Regions from separate parts of the Homo sapiens genome. Here region 2 is linked to region 1. Evidence: chromatin loops called from intact Hi-C (ENCODE). Cell type or tissue: pancreas. All regions are shown on one strand. Region 1 overlaps ACE2 (angiotensin converting enzyme 2). Region 2 overlaps CLTRN (collectrin, amino acid transport regulator).

What was found. Hi-C counts contacts between places; a loop is a spot of excess contacts. Peaks named below come from ENCODE experiments on the same cell type or tissue, not always from the same donor. Only the 100,000 strongest peaks of a DNase experiment are listed, where the experiment ranks them.
Region 2: it touches region 1 in a loop (2.4-fold over the local background); 10 of 110 quality-filtered maps call a loop at or near these places.

What each region holds. Positions count from the first base shown.
Region 1 is chrX:15,573,588-15,576,087 of GRCh38, reverse strand. ACE2 (angiotensin converting enzyme 2) reads left to right here. Exons shown (of 18, transcript NM_001371415.1): 10 at 278-422. Among named protein-coding and RNA genes, the nearest start is that of ACE2, 26 kb to the left of the region's middle. In pancreas, no CTCF peak of the experiment used is centred here; no DNase peak of the experiment used is centred here; H3K27me3 peaks cover 743 bases.
Region 2 is chrX:15,645,120-15,647,619 of GRCh38, reverse strand. All of the region lies in intron 3 of CLTRN (collectrin, amino acid transport regulator), which reads left to right. Among named protein-coding and RNA genes, the nearest start is that of CLTRN, 18 kb to the left of the region's middle. In pancreas, no CTCF peak of the experiment used is centred here; a DNase peak (open chromatin) is centred at 1,339; H3K27me3 peaks cover 475 bases.

The sequences.
Region 1 (2,500 bases):
AAGGGAGGAAACTGAAACTAATGAAGAAAATGAGGATTAGAAGTAACTTTGGGTTTTATTTACCTGTTCTGTTCCAGGGCTTCAACCTACTCCAAATCCCTTAGCTGAGAAAATAAATATATACATATCATTATGAATACTGTCAATTTTTCTCATGTATCCTTATAGTAAGTACATCTTGAGGAATAATATTTTGAGGTTAGGAAAATTCTCTTTAACACAAAACATCCACTGTCATCTTCATCGTAATATTTATCCTTTTCTATTTTACTTTCAGAAACAGAAATAAACTTCCTGCTCAAACAAGCACTCACGATTGTTGGGACTCTGCCATTTACTTACATGTTAGAGAAGTGGAGGTGGATGGTCTTTAAAGGGGAAATTCCCAAAGACCAGTGGATGAAAAAGTGGTGGGAGATGAAGTAAGTCAATGAATATGCAATCAGTAAAATGTTTTCTAATGAGTTTGCTGTGTATTTAAAAGCATTTGACTGGCGTGTACACACACACACAGAGGCACACATTAACTAACTACTTTTTGTATTTTTAGTTTGTTATATTTTATATTTTAGTCTCCATTTGGATACCATCTCCTCAGATAAAATTTCCTTGGGTCAGGTGACACTACTTCATACTCTATATTCTTAAGTATTGGCTTACTCATTAAACTATGATATTATGTTGAAAGTGATCAATTTATTCATTTTACATATTCTTTTATCCAGCCTTTTAAACAAAACGGTGACCCCACATTTTAGGCAAAGCACTGGGGATCCAATGTTAATAATTTCAGGTATGGTCCTCAACCCCAAAAAACGTTTAGTTTATGGCAGGATGTGGAAAATTAAACCACTGCAATTTGTAGTGTTGTGATGGGAGGGTACAGGGTCCGTTAGCGTCCAGGGGAGATCCAAAGCCCAACTGGGGGTGTCAGATGAGGAGAGGCATTTAAGCCCTGAGAAAGGTGTGGGTGTAGAGGGGAACACAGAGAATTCCAAGCTAGAGAGAACCTGACACATTTGGGCAACAGTGACCATTTCCATGGTTGCAGCACTACGTTACTTATTGCTGTGTCACAAGTGCCTCACACTGTGCCTGTCACATGCAAGTATGAAATAAATAGGTTTTTGGAGGAAGGAATTATAAGAGAAAAAGAAAAAGAAGGAAAAAAAGAAAGGAGAGAGGGAGGGAGAGAATGGAAACAAGAAAGAAATCTATCTTCTTTTTACCATCATAGACCCTGGTCAATTATTTCTTTCTTTATTTTTCTTATATTTTCTTTTTGAAGTGAAGAACTCATGTGTAACAAGCAGTTCCACATGCACAGGTTTAAAACAGTACACTTCTTCTGTCAAGATTCTCTCTGTTAACATAAATCGTACTTGGGAGGAAAGACGCAGCACCTATAAGAACTGTTGCCAGTGTTTAAATATTACTGAAGTTATGTCTACAATGATCCTGCAATTTTAAAGGAAAAATGTATTCCATTTAATCAAAGCCAAATACATGATTTTGCTACCTTTTTTTCTGGTTGGATTAATCTTTTGACCCCTCTTAGCTTATTTTAAAGGCACATGGAATCAGATCCTTAGAGTGATTCATTAATGCATCAATTGTTCCTTTGTTCAGTAAATATAAATTAATTCTTTCTGTAGTGTCAGGCACCATGTTTGACACTGGAATTAGAGAGAAGACCAAGACACAGCCCCACCCTCTAGGAGCTCAAGTCTCTAGGGCAGGAAGTTACTATAGTTGAATAACTACAAAACGGGGAGATAAATGGCAAAGGAGGCACAACTAGAGAAGGCTAAAGGAGATTGAGGGGTTAATTCTGCCAGAAGGTGGATGGGATCAGGGCCAGGCTTCACAGAGGAGGGAACACTTGAGCTAGGTAGGCGTGGAGAATAAGTAAGATTTCAATTTTATTAAATTCTCTCTGCCAGGAGTACATGAAGTGTGGTGCCTGAGAGGAATTATTAGGGCTTTCACTGTACATTTTTGGCCATGCAATGCACTTTATGAATGTTATTAAATTAGTCTTTTGAAGACATAGCTATTTTCCAAGGGTATATTCTGGCTGAATTAATTAAAACTAAGAGATAACTACATAATGAGCTTTACTGTCTGATTTTTTAAAAATTTTTATTTATTTTTTATTTTTGTAGGTGATTTTTTTTTACATTGTTTCTATTTCACCCAACAACCATTTCTAATGTAAATACCATTGATTGGCTGGACACGGTGGCACCTGTAATTCCAGCATTTTGGGAGGCCGAGGTGGGCAGATCACTTGAGGCCAGGAGTTCGAGACCAGCCTGGCCAACATGGTGAAACCCTGTCTCTATTAAAAATACACAAATTAGTTAGATGTGGTGGTGCACACCTATAAACCAAGCTACTTGGGAGGCTGAGATGGGAGAATCGCTTGAACCTGGGAGGCGGAGGTTGCAGTGAGCCAAGATCGTGCCACTGCACTACAGCCTGGGTGACGGAGTGAGAC
Region 2 (2,500 bases), 72 kb before region 1:
TGAGAGGCCAGGGATGTTGCTAAGGCCCTGCAATGCACAAGACAGCTTCCCGCTCCTCCCTCCCCCTTCCCCTCCCCCCTCCCCCCCCCACCAAGAAAGAACCATCTGGCCCAAGTAGTAGTGCCAAGCTGGAGAAACCATGGTGTCGTCTTTGAAAGAAAGAATATGACAATCTCTATGATAATAAAGACACCTATTATTATTAACAACAAATATTTTATTGCGGAAACTGGGGAGAAGCATGCCTCCTGTCCCCAGGGAGAAGGCAGGAGCGAATGGGCAAGGGCAAGGGAAGGGCTTTAAGGGAGAGGAGAGGTGGGCCTGGGGCTCGCTGAGTGGTCGGCTGGAGCAGTGGGAAGTGCCCCGGTGGGGCCGGTGGCTGGTGTGGGGGTAGAACCGCGGTCAGTAGGGTGAAGGTGCTGAGGGCTGGAGGCTCAGGAGGTGGTGGCAGGGGCCTGACTCTTGGAGCCGGGCAGCAGGCTGGGTGTGCTCAGAGGCTCATGGCCCACCTGGCGAAGCTCCTTCCAGGTGCAGGCAAGCCTGAGGCGTCAGGGCAGTGCTACCCGCAGGCCTAGCGCTCCTGCGGCGACCGGGCGCCTGGCGGCCACATATCCTCAGCAGGGCAGGCGGCCGCCAGGAAGGATTGAGACAACGCTGCCCGGGAGTAGGGGCTCTGCTCAGCGGCCTAGACCCGGGCAGAAAGGAATGGGCCACTCCGTTTCTCATCACAGACCCGAAGGCAGATGGCCTGGGCATCGGGCTCCCTCTGCGCTCGGGCGGGGCGATTTTCATGGTTACCAGGCTGCGGACAGGCTGGTGGGGGGGTGGCGGCGGTCCAAAGCCACCGCTTCATGTAGGCCAGGCGAGCCTCAGAGAAATCAGGCCTGATGTTGCTCAGCAGCGGCAGCCTGTTGGGAAAGCACCTCCAGGCCTCGGGAACCATCTCTCTCAGGACGCGGATGCGGGCGGGCACCATCTCTCTCCGGATGCGGATGCGGGCGTAGTCCCAGCTGGGAGGAGCGGTGGGGAGGGGCTGGATGCAGACCCAGCGCTTCCCGTGGAAGTAGGTGACCTTGCAGTTCTCCTGGACCTGGGAGCTGAGGAAGGGCCTGGACAGTAGGGCCCAGTGCTTCTGGCGCGGGGGTCGGGCGGGGGGGTGGGTGCGCGGTTTTCTGGCCCAGAGCCAGCCCAGGAAGCCGCTCAGGTAGCTGCCCATGAGAGCAGGGCAGTGGGTTGGGCCTTCCAGTAGACACTGGGCTGCCAGAAGTTTCCGAAATCTGCGGTCAGGGCCAGAGATAGTGTCCGGGCTCAGTGACCAGCGACCTTTGGTATCAAAATGTCAGAAAGTGCACGAGGCGCCATGTGCCGGGTACGGTCTGGCCACCAAGTGTTGCATGGGGCAGGAGGCCACGGCCAGGCCAGAGCTTTGCGGCGCGCAGCTGCAGAAGGGGCAAGTGGCGCCCCATGCTGTCTGGCGGACCAAGGAGGCTCAAGCCTCAGTCCTTCCCACTCATGGTCCCAGACACTCAGCTCTGGGCAGAGGGGCCTGGCAGCTGCCTCTACTTTTGTACCTGACCTTTAAAAACAGAACATAGAAGAATTTCTGCCAGGTCCTGAAAACTGCAGATACCTGTTGACAGAAGGGTGCTCTCTTTGATCAGTGTGAAAATGATCACAATACACTTGGATGCTCTAAACAAATCCTTTACTCATATCAGATTCTTCTAGGATGGATGTTAATGTTGCTTTTTGCAATTTTGCTCTTAAGTAAACTGGGAAAGCCATCAGGTTTTGTTTTAGCATTGGCAATGTTGATTTTATGTGGACTTTCCTATAATTTCCATCCTGAGTACATCCATGTATAGATTGTCTCTCTCTGAACACTATTTTCATTTCTCCCCTTTCACTTGTAATACAGAGGAGAGTGAGTCACATTTCCAATTTGCAGTTGAAAAGTCTGTAACTGCAAAACAAAGAGTTCAAAGACTGCTGGTGAATTGATTATAGTGTTTAAGTTGGAGGTTTGTTCAAGGCGATGTAAAAGAAACTTGTTTTTGAGAACTTTTTCTTCAAAAGTACACACAGAAGGTGCCTTTTGTCTTGGCCCTGATGCTGGGGTGGAAGAGAGACAGTAGATGCAGACAGAGCAAGTATTGAATCATGAGGGGGCAGCAGATCCTCTCTGGATCTGAGAGGTGGAAGACTGAATGGGCAGGGCACTAAAAAGAGTTGAATGAGAAAATACCAAAGGTTTCTGTGGTTCAGAGAGGGCCAAGCATTGGGGAAACGGGGGCTGTCACCAACCGGTGATGGAGAATGAGATCCCTAATGCTCTCCACTGACTATTATTATTTTTTGGCAGATTCCCTGTTATTCCCTATAAGGAATGATCCCCAAGTATATGATTTTGAAACAATGGGAATTTCCTATATAATTTTCTTCTTACTGAGCTCATTCTTCATAATGGTAGAAATGACTTTTTAAACATAGCTAAGATGTC